2 separate regions of the Mus musculus genome follow, and region 1 is linked to region 2. A link is a loop called in an ENCODE intact Hi-C map of the cell type or tissue named here. Cell type or tissue: left cerebral cortex. All regions are shown on one strand. Each heading gives the region's core, and the rest is flanking DNA. Links, peaks and the distances in the headings are about the cores only. Region 1 has its middle 69 kb from the start of Gm7714. Region 2 holds the start of Smr2 (submaxillary gland androgen regulated protein 2).

The links. Peaks named below come from ENCODE experiments on the same cell type or tissue, not always from the same donor. Only the 100,000 strongest peaks of a DNase experiment are listed, where the experiment ranks them.
Region 1: a loop joins it to region 2, with 17 times the contacts of the local background. A loop is called at or near these places in 13 of 42 quality-filtered maps.

Annotation. Positions count from the first base shown.
Region 1 is chr5:88,195,237-88,205,574 of GRCm38, forward strand. No RefSeq gene overlaps it. Among named protein-coding and RNA genes, the nearest start is that of Gm7714, 69 kb to the right of the region's middle. In left cerebral cortex, for the core only: no CTCF peak of the experiment used is centred there; no DNase peak of the experiment used is centred there.
Region 2 is chr5:88,083,218-88,093,555 of GRCm38, forward strand. It overlaps Smr2 (submaxillary gland androgen regulated protein 2), which reads left to right and starts at 3,339. Exons shown (of 4, transcript NM_001252680.1): 1 at 3,339-3,412; 2 at 4,961-5,027. In left cerebral cortex, for the core only: no CTCF peak of the experiment used is centred there; no DNase peak of the experiment used is centred there.

The DNA.
Region 1 (10,338 bases), core at 1,074-9,073, 110 kb after region 2:
TAAGTTTTTGGCTCATTCAGTTTTGTTTGGGTTTGTTTGCTTGGATATGGTCAGGTTTTGATTTTGTCTACCATACCTTTTGCCTGTTTAGATTCGCAGTGCTTTAGTGGAAATCTCAAACCAAACACCAAGTTGTCTGTATATACTTGAGTGTATGTGTGTTTGTGTGTATTTAGATTCTTTGGAGTCAATTAGCTGCAGTCATGACCACTCAGACGACATTGTTAGTTCCAAGACCACCTAGACCAGTGCTCATCAACCTGTGCATTAGGATCAATTGGGGTCACATATCAGATATCCTGCATATTACAATTAACATTATGATTTACAACTTTTATGAAGTATGAAAAATGATTTATGTTTGCATGTCAACAAATCATAAGGATGTATATGAAAGGGTCTTAGCACTGGGAAAATTGAGAACTATCCTAGACTATAGACGTTCAGCCTGAGCAACAAACGACACACTGCTCCAAATAAAAACAGAAAAGATGATCTCAAAAACATAAAAGCATTAGGTCCACTGGAAGAACAATGCTCTGGGTTCATTTCCAGCACTAAACACAAAAGACTATGCTAAGCCAGTTTTGTGAAACAAGAAAATAATGAATGAGTCCAGATTTGTAGAAACCTGAAAGTTCAAATTTAAAGTACAGCTTCATTATTACAAGTTAAATCTTAAAACTGAAGCCCAGATAATCTAAGCAGATGAGACATTTATTTTAGAAACTATGGATGATGGTACCATGGAAACTTGAAAGAGGGAGACAGAAGGAGAAAGGCAGAGAGAGACATAGAAAAAAATGTCTGGGTGTTATTTAGCAATAAAGCAATGTGTACTCAATTATGATTTTAATGTTCTTTCTCATTTTTCTTACTAAATATTCTCCTACAATCATAAGAAAATTCAACTTTATAAATATTTGTACTTCCCACATATCACTTTTATTGGATATTTTCTTTATTAACATTTCAAATGTTATCCCCTTTTCCAGTTTCCCTTCCTCATGAAAACACTGTATTACATCCTCCTACCCCGTGCCTCTATGAGGGTGTTCTTCCACCGGCCCACCCACTCACACCTCCCCACCCTTGATTCCCCTATACTGGGGAATCTATCTAGCCTTCATAGGACCAAGGACCTCTACTTCTATTGATGCATGATAAGGTCATCCTCTGCTACATATCAAGCTGGAATCATGTGTACTCCTTTATTGATGGATTATTCCTTGAGAATTCTGGGGGGATCTGATTGGTTGACATTGTTGTTCTTTCTATGGGGTTGAAAGGGTTTGCAACCCCATAGAAAGAAAAAAACCCTTTCAACTCTGTCAATCCTTTTTCTAATTCCTCTATTGGGGACCCTATGCTCAGTTCAATGGTAACGTTTATTTTTAAAATTACATAGGATATACCATGAGATTAACACAGAAGGAAAGGTGTTACATAAATATTAAAAAACAACTCATCACTTTCCTTCTTAAAATTAAAAAGGGCACCTCAGGTCCCCCTGTATTTATCTGAAACAAAATCACTTTTTGACTCACTGTACAGCATCCTCAGGAAGCCTCAACCACTTAGTGACTGAGTATATTCAGAAATAAACACATTCAGGAGCACACTGCCAAATTGGCAAGGATGCTTCCTGTCCATAAAGGATCAGATGAAGTTGCTTTGTCTTCGGACTTTTGTTTCTTTATTGCCATCAAAATAATATAAACTATATAAGAGCTTAGAGTTCTGGTCCTCTGTATTCCACCACTCAAAAATAATTGAACAGACCGCTTCTGACCAGCACATTCACCAGCAAAGAAGCTTCTCCAAGGTAGGTACCTGGGAATATGAAGCCCTATACTTTTAGATAAAATGTTGCCCAAACGTCAGTGGTAGAAGTTCAGTGAGCTGTTTTTAAGATATTTAAGTCATTTCTGTGAAAATAAGTAACTATACAAAACAGTGAGTCATAAAATGTATGATGTTTTTAAAACATATGTAAACAACAAAAAAAATATTCATGTTGACCATGTAGGCTAGTGAATCCACCAAAGTCTGCAATTCCCTTTTCTTCTTCCTCTACCTTAGAGTTCTTTAACATTTTTAATGATGAGCTGCTCTCAGTTGTATTCTAAAGTGTATATTTACAACTAATTTTGCATGCTTTTAAGCTTCAAATGAATTATAGCTCAGGAAAAAACTAATGTGTGACGCTAGCTCATAATACATACTGAGAAGCTGTTCCTAAGATTCTTCAAAGTTTGCATTGTTCAGCTCACTTTTTTTTAACCTCTAAAGCTCTGTTTCTATAATCACAAAAACTCTACATATAGAAGAGGAAGTGTAAGATATTAGAAAATATAAAGAAGTATTGACTTGATACACAATATTGCTGATCCATTGATCTACCTGCCTATCACTGTACCAATACCATGCAGTTTTTATCACAACTGCACTGTAGTACACCTTGAGGTCAGGGATGGTGATTTTGACAGAGGATCTTTTATTTCTGAGAATGATTTTTGCTACCCTAGGTTTTTTTGGGTTTTTTTTTTTTTTGTTTTTTGGTTTTTTTGTTTTTTTTTGTTTTTTTGTTTTGTTTTGTTTTGTTTTTGCTATTTCTAACTCTGAAAAATTGAGGTGGAATTTTGATGGGGATTACACTTAGCTGTAGATTATTTTTGGCAAGATGGACAATTTTACTATATTAATCCTGACAATCCATGAGCATAGGAGATGTTTCCATATTCTGAGTTCTTTGATTTCTTTCTTCAGAGACTTGAGGTTCTTGTCATACAAACTTTTCACTTGCTTAGTTAGAGTTGCACCAATGTACTTTATATTATTTGTGACTATTGTAAAGGGTATTGTTTCCCTAATTTCTTTCTCAGCCTTTTTTATCCTTGAGTAGAGGAAGGTCACTAATTTGTTTTGAGTTATTTTTTATCCAGTCACTTTGTTGAAAATGTTTATCAGGTTTAGGAGTTCTCTGGTAGAATTTTGGGGTCACTTAAGTATACTCTAATATCATCTGCAAATTGTGATATTTTGACTTCTTCCTTTCCAATTTGTATCACTTTGAACTCCTTTTGTAGTCTAATTACTCTGGCTAGGACTTTGAGTACTATATTGACTAGATAGGGAGAAAGTTGGCAGCCTTGTCTAGTCCCTGATATTAGTGGGATTGCTTCAAATTTCTCTCCATTTAGTTTGATGTTGGCTACTGGTATACTGTATTTTGCTTTTACTATGTTTAGGTATGGGTTGTGAGTACCTGATCTTTCCAAGACTTATATCATGAATGGGTTTGCATTTTTTGAATGCTTTCTTCCCATCTAATGAAATGATCATGTGTTTTTCCCCCTCTGAGTTTGTTTATATAGCAGGGTATGTTGATTAATTCCCATCTATTGAACTATCCCTGCATTCCTGGAATGAAGCCTACTTGATCATGTTGATGATCCTTTTGATGTGTTCCTGGAGGGTTTTGTGAGAATTTTGAGTATATTGCATTGATATAAATAAGAGAAATTGGACTGAAGTTCTCTTTCTCTGTTGGGTCTTTGTGTGATTTAGGTATCAGAATAATAGTGTCTTCATACAATGAATTAGGTGGTATTCCTTCTGTTTCTATTTTGTGGAATAGTTTAAAGAATATTGGTAGTAGGTCTTCTTTGAAGTTCTGATAGAACTCTGCATTAAAACCCTCTGGTCCAGGGCTTTATTTCTTTAAGAGACTATTAATTACAGCTTCTATTATTTTAGGGATTATGGAACTGTTTAGATAATTTATCTCATCTTGAATTAACTTTGGTACCATTGTATCTGTCTAGAAAATTGTCCGTTTCATTCAGATTTTCAAGTTTTGTTGAATATAGGCTTTTGTAGTAGAATCTTCATATTTATTGATTTTCCACGTGTTCTGTTGTTATGTCTCCTTCTCATTTCTGATTTTAATTTGGATACTGTCTCTGTGCCTTCTGGTTAGTATGGCTAAGTTTAGCTATCTTGCTGATTTTCCCAAAGAAACAGCTCCATGTTTGGTTGATTCTTTGTAAACTTATCCCTCTTTCTACTTGGTTGATTTCAGGCCTGAGTTTGATTATTTCCTTCCTTCTGCTCTTTTTTTTGGGGTGTATTTGCACCGTAATCTGTGCTGATCTACTAGGATGTATGGAATTATTCCATTCTTCCTGTATCTGTTGAGTCCTGTTTTGTGACTGATTATATGGTCAGACTTGGAGAAGGTACTGTGCATTGCTGACAAGTAAGTATAGTCTTTTCTTTAGTATAAAATGTTCTATAGGTACCTGTTAAATCCATTTGGTTCATAACTTCTGTTAGTTTTACTGTATGTATGTTTAGTTTCTGTTTCCATGATCTGTTTATTAATGAGAGTGGGGTATTGAAAGCCCCCACTATTATTGTGTGAGGGGCAATGTGTGCTTTGAACTTTAGTAAAGTTTCTTTTATGATTGTGGTTGCCTTTGCATTATGAGCATACAAGGTCAGAATTGAGAGTTCATCTTGGTAGATTTTCATTTGTGTATACAGTGTCCTTCCTTATCTATTTTGATAACTTTAGCTGGAAAGCCAATTTTATTCAATATTAGAATAGCTACTTTAGCTTGTTTCTTGGGACCATTTGCATGGAAAAATATTTTCCAGTCTTTTACTCTGAGGTAGTGTCTGTCTTTGCTACTTAGGTGGGTTTCCTGCATGCAGCAAAATGTAGGGTTCTATTTAAGTTTTGAGTCTGAAGTTTATGTCTCTTAATTTGGGGGAACTGAGTCCATTGTTATTAATATAACAATGTTAAAGAAAAGTGATTGTTGCTTCCTGTTATTTTTGTTGTTAGAGGTAGAATTATGTTAATGTGGCTACCTTCTTTTGGTTTTGTGGAAAGAAAGGTATTTTCTTGCTTTTTCTATGGTATAGTTTTCCTTCTTGTGTAGGAGATGTACATTTATTATCCTTTGAAGAGCTGTATTTGTAGAAAGATCTTGTGTTAATTTTTTTTGTCATGGAACATCTTGGTTTCTCCATCTATGATAATGGAGAGTTTTGTTGGGCATAGTAACCTGGGCTGGCATTTTTGTTTTTAGTGTCTGTATGATGTCTGCCCAGGGTCTTCTGACTTTCATAGTTTATCTTCAGAAATCTGATGTAATTCTTTGAGCTCTGCTTTTATATATTTCCTGACCTTTTTCCCTTACTGCTTTTAATATTCTTTGTTTGTTTTGTGCATTTGGTGATTTGATTATTATGTGACGGGGGAATTTCTATTCTAGTTCAATCAATTTGGAGCTTTGTAGGCCTTATCAAAACTCAAAAATAAAAAGTAGCCCTATCATTTGAGAGCCAAATATTATGAGCTGAACAATGTTATGCCACTAGTAGTGAATCCAACATAAGAATCAGTAAATTATTTTAAGATACATTGTAAAATATACATACCGTGTGTTAGGATATTTTCCAAATAATGCTATTTCATTTAAAAAATAATGCTAACAAGTCATTGTGATATCTTTCAGACTCTAAAAAAAAGATGAAGCCACTCTATATGGTATTTGGCCTCTGGGTTCTTATGGGATGCTTCCTGGTGAGTTCAATTTTTTTCTACCACAAACCTTCAACTTCTCTTATTAACTATTATATAACATATCGTAACTTTATTTATCAGCATTTCCTAATATATACAAGATGCAAACTACTGAAGAAATACCAATCAAGTGCTATGACTCCCAATTTGAAAATATGTTTTAATTTGTCACAGACACTGTAATAAATCATTAGGAAAATTGTGAATAACCTTACATTCAGTGACCAACATTTAAAATGGAATACTATGTAGCCACTGTCTGTCATGAGTCAATGAACTAATGGAATAGAGAGAGCACTAGTAACATAGATGTGAAGTGACATCATATAGTCCATCAATATTATGATTAAAAGATATATGACATCAAGGAGGAAAGAGACAAACAGAACTGTGAGGAGCTATGAGGAGTGAATAGGCCATATGTGCATGACCTTTACTACAGAGATGCAAAGAAAGGATGGGGTCAGAAGAAAAGCAAGCACAGGAAGATTCTGGGTATCAAGATCTTTAAAGTGGGTATTATGTCAATTGATGTTCATTTTCTGAGGAATGTCTTTGTTCTATATGCATTATAGTTAAAACAAATACAAAATGGAAGACTCCCTTTAGGGTTTTTTTAAGTTTATTTATTTATCTTTTTACACTCCATATTTTATTCCCACCCCGGGCATCCTCCCACAATTCACATCCCATGCCTCTTCGCCAAGCCAACTGACCACTAAACCCCTGGGGCCTCCAGTCTCTTGAGGGTTAGGCCCATTATCTCTGAATGAACACAGACCTGGCATTCCTCTACTGTATGTGTGTTACTTCAGCTGGTGTATGCTGCCTGGATGGTGGTCCAGTGTTTGAGAGATCTTGGGGGTCCAGAATAATTGAAACTTCTGGTCCTCCTACAGGATAGCCCTTCTCTTCACCTTCTTTCAACATTCTCTGATTCAACAACAGGGGTCAGCAGCTTCTGTCCATTGGTTGGGGGTAAATATCTGCACCTGACACTTTCAGCTGCATGTTGGGTCTTCTGTAGTGCTAGTATTGCTAGGTGCCTTGTTGTGAGCACTCCATGGCCTCAGGAATAGTGTCAGGCCCTGGGGCCTCACCTCAAGATGGATCCCACTTTGTGCTTGTTTCTATCCCTGCTGTTCTTTTTTTCAATTTTTTTACTAATTGTATTCTTTTATTAATTTTGATTAGATATATTCTTCATTTACATTTCAAATGCTATCCCATTTCCTAATTTCCTCTCTGAAAGTCCCCTATACTCTCCCCCTGCCCTGCTCTCCAACCCACCCACTCCTGCTTCCTGACCATGCCGTTCCCCTGTACTGGGGCATATAATCTTCACAAGACCAAGGGACTTTCCTCCCATTAATGGCTGACAAGGCCATCCTCTGCTACATATGCAATGAGAGCCACAAGCTCTGAGGGTGGTGGGGTAGTGGTTAGTTCATATTGTTGTTCCACCTATAGGGTTGCAGACCTCTTATCTCCTTGGGCATTTTGTCTAGCTCCTTCATTGGGGGCCCTGTGTTCCAGACAAAAACAATTATGAGTCAGAGTGGTGACTGTGGGATGGCCCTCCTCTCCCTCATTTGCTGCCCTGTCATCCTGCTGGAGGTGAGCTCTATAAGTTCTCTCTCCATACTGTCTGTCATTCATCTGTGGTACCTCCCTTTGAGTCCTGAGAATCTCTCACCTCCCTCGTCTCTGGTGCTTTCTGGAGGGTAGCTCCAATGTCATATCTCCTGAAGTGGCATGTTTCAATTGTTTCTGATGGCCCTGAGGGCTTCAGTCTGTTCCCTCACCCAATACCAAATCATGGTCCCCTCTACATTGCATAAAGCACAAGTCCAAGTGGATCAAGGATCTCAACATAAAACCAGATATAATATACTGAATCTAACAGAACAGGAAGTGGTAAAGAGCCTGGAACTCATCAGCACAGGGGCAATTTTCCTAAACAAAACCTCCAGTGGCTCATCCTCTAAGATCAAGAATTGGTAAATGGGACCTCATGAAACTAGAAAGTTTGTGTAAGGCAGAGGACATTGTCAATAAGGCAAATCAGCAACCCACAGATAGGGAAAATATCTAACTAAACACGCATTTGACAGAGGGCTAATATCCAAAATAAATAAAGAACTCAAGAAGCTAAGCACCAAAGAAAAACAAACAGATAAAAAAATAGGGTATCGACATAAACTGAGATTTCACAACTGAGGGATCTCTAATGACTGAGAAGCTCATAAAGAAATATTCAAAATCCTTAGTGATTAGAGAAATGCAAATCAAAATGACCCTGATATTCCACCTTACACCAATCAGTTCAGGTTTTGTAAAAACTCATTATAATGATACAAATATAACACAGAAAAGATGAGGCATGGTGAGAGCAGGCAAAACAGAACAAAATCAAAAAACCTCTGGGATGGTGTTGGGTGATTGTACACAGGTTTGGTTATGTACTAAATGAAGTGTGCTACTTAAATGAAGTAACATACAGTTACAGGGTTAAAACAAAAATAAAAACAAAACAAAAAACAAAACAGAACAAAAAGCAGGCAAGTGCCCTAGTCAACACGTAGAAGTCATCTCTTACATTACACTCTGCATGCACAGTCTCTTGGGGAACTAAAGAGGATCTGCAAGTAAATATGAGAGCTCAGACTGAGGTAGAAAACTGAGAGAAATTAAGTTGGTGTCAACATGGAATGTTAAAAGCCTCTACAAAACTGGAGAGGGCAGACCAAAGAAACTTGAAAGGATTACAAGGCAGTGTCGTAGGATTCAAAAGTCTGGCCATGAAAGGTCCATGACATCTTCTACCAAAACTCACAAAACTGACCATGAAAGGGCAAGTTTTAGGGTTAGACTGTATACTGAGCATGTTTTATTCTACCTTTATTCCTTCAATAATCCATAGCACCTATATTACACAGCATTCATATTACCATGGGAAAGATTGTTTAATGTATGTGTGGACCTACAGATGTTAAAAGAAAATTGTACATCATCATAAAAGTGATCAAAAAGGGACATGTTTTAAGGGTTAACCTAAACTTTGGAATGGCTGCAGGTAATGAGTCAGATGACAAATTAGGGAAATAACTCAGCAACTAAGTGAATAAATAGATGAGTATATTCTCCAAAATATCAGCTCTAGACCAGCTTGACTTAGAATCAGCAGCACAGGCACAAGAGCACATACTGTCCCTCTGGTTGACATGGTCCATTGTGTTCTAGTCTTCCAAAATCATTTCAGAGACTTTCCTGCAAGTGAAGCAATTCTACACCTTTCATCTATCCAAAGCACTCCAACTTTCTAAAGCATTTTTTCCCTCAACACTTTTCAGCTGTGTTTATTTTTAATGCTGACCAAAGGAAAAATATGCTCTGAATAGGACTCAGGCATGATTATCATTATCACACACATGATCTTATGACTCTAGGAGCTGGAAAATGTATGACTATCATTTTCCAAAGGGATAAAATGAGAGATTTCTTTAATCATTCTGGTGGTACATAATACAACCACAACATTTTCAATACACAGAAAACTATTCAGCATCTCTGGGACCTATATTTGAAACATCTTGTAACTACTCAGTCTCTATAGTCACATGCAATACATCTGGGCCTCCCTGATACTAGGATAAACATTTCTTACTTTATTCTTATTTGTTTATTTGTCTGTCTATCTATCTATCTATCTATCTATCTATCTATCTATCTATTTTATACTCATATTTTATTCCCCATGACTACCATCCAACAGTACCACATCCCATACCTGCTCTTTTTTTTACTAGATATTTTCTTCATTTACATTTGAAATGCTATCCAAAAAGTCCCCTATGCCCTCCTCTCACCCTGCTCCCCAACCCAGCCACTCCCAATTCCTGGACCTGGCATTCCCCTGAACTGGGGCGTATAACCTTCGACAGACCAAGGACCTCTCATTCCAATGATGGCCAACTAGGCCATCTTCTGCTACCTATTCAGCTAGACACACGAGCTCTGGGAGTGCTAGTTAGTTCATTTTCTTGTTCCTCCTATAGGGTTGCAGATGCCTTCAGCTCCTTGAGTACTTTCTCTAGCTTCTAAATTAGGGGCCCTGTGTTCCATCCAATAGATGACTGTGAGCATCCTCTTCTGTATTTGCCAAGCACTGGCATAGCCTCACAAAAGACAGCTATATCAGGGTCCTGTCAGCAAAAACTTGCTGGCATATGCAATAGTGTCTGGGTTGGTGGCTGTTTATGTGATGGATTCCCCAGGTGGGGCAGTCTCTGGATTGTCTTCCTTCCATCTCAGCTCCAGATGTTGTCTCTATAACTCATACCATGGGTATTTTGTTCTGCATTTTAAGGAGGGACAAAGTATCCACACTTTGTTCTTCCATCTTCATGAGTTTCAAATGTTTTGCAAATACTATCTTGGATATTCAAGGTTTCTGGGCTAATATCCACTTATCAGTGAGTGCGTATCATCATTGTTCTTTGTGACTAAGTTATCTCACTCAGGATGATATCTTCCAAATCCATCCATTTGCCTAGGAATTTCATAAATTCAATGTTTTGAATTCCTGATTAGCACTCCATTGTGTAAATGTATGACATTTTCTGTATCCATTCCTCTGTTGAGGGACATCTGGGTTCTTTCTAGCTCTGACTATTATAAATAAGGCTGCTATGAACATCGTGAAGCATGTGTCCTTATTACAAGTTGAAACATCTTCTGGG
Region 2 (10,338 bases), core at 944-8,943:
AGAAGTGAAATTGTTTGATTTATACACCAGATTAAAAGATGAACTGTATGCTTGTTTATATTCATAAGCTTAAGATTTTCAGGTAATATTACATGTCCACTTTCCTGCTTAATTACTGTTAGCAGAAGTAGAAGTAATCTACTTCTGATCTGAACATTAAGGGTGTTTTTATATGACTTTTAATAGGAAGGAAAAATGATACATATAAATAATTAATATGATTGTACTTTGTTGAAAATATGTATTTTTACCTAATTTTATTGTCCTGCTAGGTTTGGGTGCTGGGACATTGCAACATCATTTCAACTTTTCAGTGTGGGGATTTTGTACCAACTCTGGAGAAGACATCAGAGGTGTTGGTTTTCATTGATCTGCCAGCTCTACCCCTAACCATATCTTACAAAGCCAGAATGGATAATCCAGGCAATGGGATCTTTCATTCTTCCACAGAATTATAAGCATCGCATTACTTGTAAAGCATGATAAATACTTAGGAAAGCATTAATCAAGAAACTAATTAATGTGAATGAATACTGTAAAATAATAACATTTGTATGAATCTCCAAATGAAAATAAGAGTTTTGTTTCTACATATCAACAGAAATGAATATCTGACCACAGGACAAAAGTCATCAAATATCAAATGTCACTGCATTGTTGCTTCTAAGTGTGCTAATTTAACTAAATTAGGAAAATATTATCAACTACTACATGAGGTTCTATCAAAGCAATAGCATGATTCCACTGTTCTAAGGATTTCCTGTGATGAGAGACATCAGCTCTATGAAAGTATTAGTCTACAGAATATTAGGTCCAAGCTTTGAAAGCAATGAATTAATCATAATTTATCTCCTTGTCATCATATACTTCTGTCTCTCTCTCTCTCTTTTTTTTTTTTTTTTTTGCTTTGTTGTACAAGAAGAGAGATTTGTGTACAAGCAATATTAGAGTCATTGTGGCATAAAACTTAGGGAGTAAAGAACGACTGTTTGACTGGATTTAAGGACAACTCATTAGATAGAAGCCATACCCGACACTGCTAAACTAGTCTAGTATCCTGGATTAGATGGGTCATGGCCCTAAGAAAAGAATTCAATACTAATATTCTCACAAAAGAACATTGTTATAAACAAACTCATAAAACGACATACTGCTATACCAATATGTAAGTACCTCACTCAGTCCTCATTAAAAAGGCTTCCTCTTATTGTAGATTTGAACTAAAGCATAGACCTACAACAGGACAATGTCCAAAGAACTTTGGAGCACTCAGGCCTAAGTGGGGTGTCTTCATCAAGGCCCTCCCATCACACCCATGCAGCAAGACTGTAAAATCCAGAGGAGACTGGTGATTCCAATTAAACACGGTCTTCTGTATTCATCAAGGCGGACACACATGAACTCAAGGCAACACATGAGAGGCCTACACAAGTGCAAGTCCAATGGACTACTTGCACAGAGATAGTAAGACATGGGATTCCATCACTACCAGGAAGCTTTCTGCAATTAATACATGATTGGTATTTTCTTCAAAAGTGTCTCACTGTGTATGAGCCACACTTCAGGACAGGCTCCATTCTGAGAAGTAGTTTGACAAAACAAAACTAACCCAATGACATTTTGTAAGTTTTTGGCTCATTCAGTTTTGTTTGGGTTTGTTTGCTTGAATATGGTCTGGTTTTGATTTTGTCTACCATACCTTTTGCCTGTTTAGATTCGCAGTGCTTTAGTGGAAATCTCAAACCAAACACCAAGTTGTCTGTGTATACTTGAGTGTATGTGTGTATTTAGATTATTTGGAGTCAAATAGCTGCAATTGACCACTCAGATGACATTGTTAGTTCCAATACCACCTAGACAGGTGCTTGTCAACCTGTGCATTAGGATCAATTGGGGTCACATATCAGATATCCTGCATATTACAATTAACATTATGATTTATAAGTTTTATGAAGTATGAAAAATAATTTATGTTTGCATGTAAACAAATCATAAGGATGTATATGAAAGGGTCTTAGCACTAGAAAAATTGAGAACAACTATCCTAGACCATAGAGGTTCAGCCTGAGCAACATAATGACACATTGCTCCAAATTAAAACAGAAAAGGTGATCTCAAAAACATAGAAGCATTAGGTCCACTGGAAGTACAATGCTCTGTGTTCACTCCCAGCACTAAACACAAAGGACTATGCTAAGTCAGCTTTGTGAAAAGTTAGAATAATGTGTGAGACCAGATTTGTAGAAACCTGAAAGTTCAAACTTAAAGTATCGCTTCATTATTACAGGTTAAACCTTAAAACTGAAGCTCAGATAATCTAAGCAGATGAGGCATTTACTTTAGAAACTATGGATGTTAGTACCATGGAATCTTGAAAGAGGGAGACAGAAGGAGAGAAGCAGAGAAAGAAATAGAAAAATGTCTGTGTGTTATTTACCAATAAAGCAACGTGTACTCAATTGTGATTTTAATGTTCTTTTCATTTTTCTTACTAAATACTCTCCTACAATCATAAGAAAATTCAACCTTGTAAATGTTTGTACTTCCCACATAACATTTTTATTTGATATTTTCTTTATTTACATTTCAAATGTTATCCCCTTTTCCAGTTTCCCTCCCTCATGGAAACACCCTATTACATCCTCCTACCCCGTGCCTATATGAGGGTGTTCTTCCACCGACCCACCCACTCACACCTCCCCACCCTTGATTCCCCTATACTGGGGAATCTATCTAGCCTTCATAGGACCAAGGACCTCTACTTCTATTGATGCATGTCAAGGTCATCCTCTGCTACATATCAAGCTGGAGTCATGTGTACTCCTTTATTGATGGGTTATTCCTTTAGAATTCTGGGGGATCTGATTGGTTGATATTATTGGTCTTTCTATGGGGTTGCAAACCCTTTCAACTCTATCAATCCTTTTTCTAACTCCTCTATTGGGGACCCTCTGCTCAGTTCAATGGTAACATTTATGTTTAAAATCACATAGGAAATACCACTAGATTAACACAGAAGGAAAGATGTCACATAAATATTAAAAAACAACTCATCACTTTCCTTCTTAAAATTAAAAAAGGGCACCTCAGGTCCCCCTGTATTTATCTGAAACAAAATCACTTTTTGACTCACTGTACAGCATCCTAAGGAAGCCTCAACCACTTAGTGACTGAGTATATTCAGAAATGAAAAACATGCAGGGACACACTGCCAAATTGGCAAGGATGCTTCCTGTCCATAAAGGATCAGATGAAGTTGCTTTGTCTTCAGACTTTTGTTTCCTTATTGCCAATAAAATAATACAAACCATATAAGAGCTTAGAGTTCTGGTCCTCTGTATTCCACCACTCAAAAATAATTGAACAGACTGCTTCTGACCAGCACATTCACCAGCAAAGAAGCTTCTCCAAGGTAGGTGCCTGGGAATATGAAGCCCTATACTTTTAGATAAAATGTTGCCCAAACGTCAGTGGTAGAAGTTCAGTGAGCTGCTTTTAAGATATTTAAGTTTCATTCTGTGAAAATAAGTAACTACACAAAACAGTGAGTCATAAAATGTATGATCTTTTTAAAACATATAAAAATATTCATGTTGACCATGTAGGCTAGTGAATCCACCAAAGTCTGCAATTCCCTTTTCTTCTTCCTCTACCTTAGAGTTCTTTAACATTCTTAATGATGAGCTGCTCTCAGTTGTATTCTAAAGTGTATATTTACAACTAATTTTGCATGCTTTTAAGGTTCAAATGAAATATAGCTCAGGAAAAAACTAATGTGTGACGCTAGCTCATAATACATACTGAGAAACAGTTCCTAAGATTCTTCAAGGTTTGCATTGTTCAGCTCACACATTTTTTTTTACCTCTAAAGCTCCATTTCTTTAATCACAATGACTCTACATATATAAGAGGAAGTATAAGATATTAGAAAATATAAAGAAGTATTTATTGATATACAATATTGCTGATTCGGTTTTTCAATAGATTTTTTTTGTTTTGTTTGTTTTTGTTTTTGTTTTGTTTTGTTTTGTTTTTTAATAGAGGTGGGCTCTATAAGTTCCCTCTTCCTACTGTTGGGCATCTCATCTAAGGTCGCTCTATTAGATTACTGAGATCCTCTTGCCTCCCTTTTCTCTGGTGCATTCTAGAGCTTACCCTCAACCTCCTATTTTTAAGTTTCGAGTCTGAAGTTTATGTCTCTTGACTTGGGGGAACTGAGTCCATTGTTATTAATATAACAATGTTAAAGAAAAGTGATTGTTGCTTCCTGTTATTTTTGTTGTTAGAGGTGGAATTATGTTAATGTGGCTACCTTCTTTTGGTTTTGTTGAAAGAAAATTATTTTCTTGCTTTTTCTATGGTATAGTTTTCCTTCTTGTGTAGGAGATGTACATTTATTATCCTTTGAAGAGCTGTATTTGTAGAAAGATAATGTGTAAATTTTTTTGTCGTGGAACATCTTGGTTTCTCCATCTATGAAAATGGAGAGTTTGTTGGGCATAGTAGCCTGGGCTGGCATTTTTGTTTTTAGTGTCTGTATGATGTCTGCCCAGGGTCTTCTGACTTTCATAGTTTATCTTCAGAAATCTGATGTAATTCTTTGAGCTCTGCTTTTATATGTTTCCTGACCTTTTTCCCTTAATGCTTTTAATATTCTTTGTTTGTTTTGTGTATTTGGTGATTTGATTATTATGTGATGGGGGAATTTCTAATCTAGTTCAACCAATTTGGAGCTTTGTAGGCCTTATCAAAACTCAAAAATAAAAAGTAGCCCTATCATTTGAGAGTCAAATATTATGAGCTGAACAATGTTATGCCACTAGTAGTGAATCCAACATAAGAATCAGAAAATTATTTTAAGATACATTGCAAAATATACACACTGTGTGTTAGGACATTTTCCAAATAATGCTATTTCATTTAAAAAATAATGCTAACAAGTCATTGTGCTATATTTCAGACTCTAAAAAACGATGAAGGCACTGTATATGGTATTTGTCCTCTGGGTTCTTATAGGATGTTTCCTGGTGAGTATAAATTTTGTCTACCACAAACCTTCATTTTTTTAATTAACTATTATATAACATATTGTAACTTTGTTTATCAGCATTTCCTAATACATACAAGATGCAAATTACTGAAGAAATGCCAATAAAGTGCTATGACTCCCAATTTGAAAATATGTTTTAATTTGTCACAGAGATTGTAATAAATCATTAGGAAAATATCAGATAATATCAATATAGGATTTCCAAAGGGAAACATTAAGATATTCAGCAAAGTCTTCAAGACACCAAAAATAAAAATGGTGTAAAATATTTTCCTACAGTTTATGCCTAGGTAATTAAAAATAAAATTGTGAATAACCTTATATGCAATAACCAACATTTAAAATGGAATACTATGTATCTACTGTCTGTCATGAGTCAATGAACTAATGGGATAGAGAGAGCACTAGTAACATAGATGTGAAGTGACATCATATAGACCATCAATATTATGATTAAACGATATATGACATCAAGGAGGAAAGAGACAAACAGAACTGTGAGGAGCTATGAGGAGTGAATAGGGCATACTTGTATGACCTTTACTACAGAGATGTAAAGAAAGGATGGGGTCAGAAGAAAAGCAAGCACAGGAAGATCCTGGGGATCAAGATCTTTAAAGTGGGTATTATGTTAATTGATATTCATTTTCTGAGGAATGTCTTTGTTCTATATGCACTATAGTTAAAACAGATGCAAAATGGAAGGATCTCTTTAAGTTTTTTTTAAATTATTACTCATTTATTTATCTTTTTACACTCCATATTTTATTCCCACCCCAGGCATCCTCCCACAATTCACATCCCATGCCTCCCCTACAAGCCAAATGACCACTAAACCCCTGGGGCCTCCAGTCTCTTGAGGGTTAGGCCCATCATCTCTGAATGAACACAGACCTGGCATTCCTCTACTGTATGTGTGTTACTTAAGCTGGTGTATGCTGCCTGGTTGGTGGTCCAGTGTTTGTGAGATATCAGGGGTCCAGAATAATTGAGACTTCTGATCTTCCTACAGGATTGCCCTTCTCTTCACCTTCTTTCAACATTCCCTAATTCAACAACAGGGGTCAGCAGCTTCTGTCCATTGGTTGGGTGTAAATATCTGCACCTGACACTTTCAGCTGCATGTTGGGTCTTCTGTAGTGCTAGTATTACTAGGTGCCTTGTTGTGAGCACTCCATGGCCTCAGCAATAGTGTCAGGCCCTGGGGCCTCTCCTCTAGCTAGATGCCACTTTGTGCTTGTTTCTGTCCCTGCAGTTCTTTTTTTCAAGTTTTTATTAGATATATTTTTTATTTATTTTTATTAGATATATTCTTCATTTACATTTCAAATGCTATCCCATTTCCTAATTTCCTCTCTGAAAGTCCCCTATACTCTCCCCCTGCCCTGCTCTCCAACCCACCCACTCCTGCTTCCTGACCATGCCATTCCCCTGTAATGGGGCATACAATCTTCGCAAGAACAAAGGACTTTCCTCACATTAGTGGCTGACAAGGCCATCCTCTGCTACTCATGCAACTAGAGACACAAGCTCTGAAGAGGGTGGGGAACTGGTTAGTTCATATTGTTGTTCCACCTATAGGGTTGTAGATCCCTTTAGCTCCTTGGGAATTTTGTCTAGCTCCTCCATTGGGGGCCCTGTGTTCCAGACAAAAACAATTATGAGTCAGAGTGGTGACTGTGTCATGGCCCTCCTCTACCTCATTTCATGCCCTGTCATTCTGCTGGAGCTGAGCTCTATAAGTTCCCTCTCCATACTGTCGGTCATTCATCTGTGGTAACTCCCTTTGAGTCCTGAGGGTCTCTCACCTCCCTGGTCTCTGGTGCATTCTGGAGGGTCCCTCCAACCTCATATCTCTCAAAGTTGCCTGTGTTCTATTGTTTCTGATGGCCCTGAGGGCTTCAGTCTGTTCCCTCACCCAATACCAAATCATGGTCCCCTCTACATTGCATAAAGCACAAGTCCAATTGGATCAAGGACCTCAACATAAAACCAGATATAATATACTGAATCTAACAGAACAGGAAGTGGTAAAGAGCCTGGAACTCATCAGCACAGGGGGAAATTTCCTAAACAAAACTCCAGTGGCTCATGCTCTAAGATCAAGAATTGGTAAATGGGACCTCATGAAACTAGAAAGTTTGTGTAAGGCAGAGGACATTGTCAATAAGGCAAATCAGCAACCCACAGATAGGGAAAATATCTTACTAAACACACATTTGACAGAGGGCTAATATCCAAAATAAATAAAGAACTCAAGAAGCTAAGCACCAAAGAAAAACAAACAGATAAAAAAATAGGGTATCGACATAAACTGAGATTTCACAACTGAGGGATCTCTAATGACTGAGAAGCTCATAAAGAAATATTCAAAATCCTTAGTGATTAGAGAAATGCAAATCAAAATGACCCTGAGATTCCACCTCACACCAATCAGTTCAGGTTTTGTAAAAACTCATTATAATGATACAAATATAACACAGAAAAGATGAGGCATGGTGAGAGCAGGCAAAACAGAACAAAAACAAACCTCTGGGATGGTGTTGGGTGATTGTACACAGGTTTGGTTATGTACTAAATGAAGTGTGCTAGTTAAATGAAATAACATACAATTGCAGAGTTAAAACAAAAATAAAAGCAACAACAACAACAAATAGAACAAAAAGCAGGCAAGTGCCCTAGTCAACACGTAGAAGTCATCTCTTACATTACACTCTGCATGGCACAGCCTCTTGGGGAACTAAAGGAGGATCTGCAAGTAAATATGAGAGCTCAGACTGAGGTAGAAAACTGAGAGAAATTAAGTTGGTGTCAACATGGAATGTTAAAAGCCTCTACAAAACTGGAGAGGGCAGACCAAAGAAACTTGTCTAAGGATATAAGTCTGGCCATGATAGGCTCCTGGCATCTTCTACCAAAACTCACAAAATTAACCATGAAAAGGCAAGTTTTAGGGTTAGACTATATACTGTGCATGTTTTGTTTTACCTTGATTCCTTCAATAATCCATAACACCTATATTACACAGCATTCATGTTACCATGGGAAAGTTTGCTTAATGTGTGCATGGACCTACAGATGTTAAAAGAAAATTGTACATCATTATAAATGTGACTGCAAAAGGACAAGTTTTTAGGATTAACCTAAACTTTGGAATTGCTGAAGGCAATGAGTCAAATGACAAATTATGTAAAGAACTCAACAAATGAGTGAATAAATAAATGAGTATATTCTTCAAAATATCAGCTCCAGACCAGACTGACTTAGGATCAGCAGCACAGGAACAAGAGCACATACTGTCCCTCTTCTTGACATGGTCCTTTGTGTTCTATAGTCTTCCTAGCTCACTTCAAAGTCTTCACTTTAACTGAAGCAATTCTTCACCTTTTATCTTTCCAAATCACTGCAACTTCCTAAAGCATTTGTTTCTCTCAACACTTTTCAGCTCTGTTTATTTTTAATGCTGAGCCAAAGGAAAAATGTGCTCTGAATAGGACTCATGCATGATTATTATCACACACATAATCTTATGACTCTAGGAGTTGGAAACACATATGACTATCATTTTCCAAAGGGATAAAAATCAGAGATTTCTTTAATCATTCTGGAGGTGCATAATACAACCACAACATTTTTAATACAAAGACCACTTTTCAGCGTCTCTTGGGCCTATATTTGAACCACCTTTTATTGTAACTACTCAGTCTGTATATTCACATGCAATACATCAGGGCCTCCCTGATGCTAGGCTAAACATCTTTCTTTCTTCCTTCCTTTCTTTCTTTCTTTCTTTCTTTCTTTCTTTCTTTCTTTCTTTCCTCTTCTTCTTATTATTTATTTATTATTTATTTATTTATTTAACCTCATATTTTATTCCTCATGACCACCATCCAACATTACCACATGTCATACCTTCTCTTTTTTTATTAGATATTTTCTTCATTTACATTTCAAATGCTATCCCAAAAGTCCCCTATTTCCTCCTCTCAACCCACTCCCCAACCCAGACACTCCCAATTCCTACACCTGGCATTCCCCTGTACTGGAAGATATAATCTTAAGGGCCTCTCCTCCCAATGATGGCCAACTAGGCCATCCTCTGCCACATATGCAGCTAGAGACAGGAGCTCTGGGAGTACTGTTTAGTTTATATTGTTGTTCTACCTATATGGTTGTAGATACCTTCAGCTCCTTGAGTACTTTCTCTACCTCCTACATTAGGGGCCCTGTGTTCCATCCAATAGATGACTCTGACCATCCACTTCTATATTTGGCAGGCACTGGTATAGCCTCACAACAGACAGCTATATCAGGGTCTTGTCAGCAAAACTTTGCTGGCATATGCAATAGTGTCTGGGTTGGTGGCTGTTTATGCTATGGATCCCCAGGTGGGGCAGTCTCTGGATGGTCCTTCCTCCTGTCTCAGCTCCAAATGTTGTCTCTGTAACTCTGTCCATGGGTATTTTTTCCCCATTCTAAGGAGGAACAAAGTATCCAAACTTTGGTCTTTGTTCTTTCTGAGTTTCATGCGTTTTGCAAATAGTATCTTGGGTATTCTAAGTCTCTGGGCTAATATCCAATTATCAGTGAGTACATATCATGTGTGTTCTTTGTGACTGAGTTGTCTCACTCAGGAAGATATCCTCCAGATCCATCCATTTGCCTAGGAATTTCATAAATTCAATGTTTTGAATTGCCGATTAGTACTCCATTGTGTAAATGTACCAAATTTTCTGTATCCATCCCTCTGTTGAGGGACATTTGGGTTCTTTTGAGCTTCTGGCTGCTATGCACATTGTGGAGCATGTGTCTTTATTACATCTTCTGGGTATATGCCCAGGAGGGGTATTGCTGGATCTTCCGGTAAGAATATGTCCAATATTCTGAGGAACCGTGAGGCTGATTTCCAGAGTGGTTGTACCAACTTGCAATCCCACTAACAATGGAGGAGTGGTCCTCTTTCTCCACATCCTTGCCAGAATCTGCTGGCACCTGAATTTTTGATTTTAACCATTCTGATTGGTGTGAGGTGGAATCTCAGGGTTGTTTTGATTTGCATTTCCCTGATGATTAAGGATGCTGAACATTTTTTCAAGTGGTTCTCAGCCATTCGGTAATTCTCAGTTGAGAGTTCTTCATTTAGCTCTGTACCCAATTTTTAATGGGGTTATTTGATTTTCTAGAGTCTAGCTTCTTGAGTTCTTTGTATATATTGGATATTAGTCCCCTATTTGATTAATTACGATTGGTAAAGATCCTTTCACAATCTGTTGGTGGCCTTTTTGTCT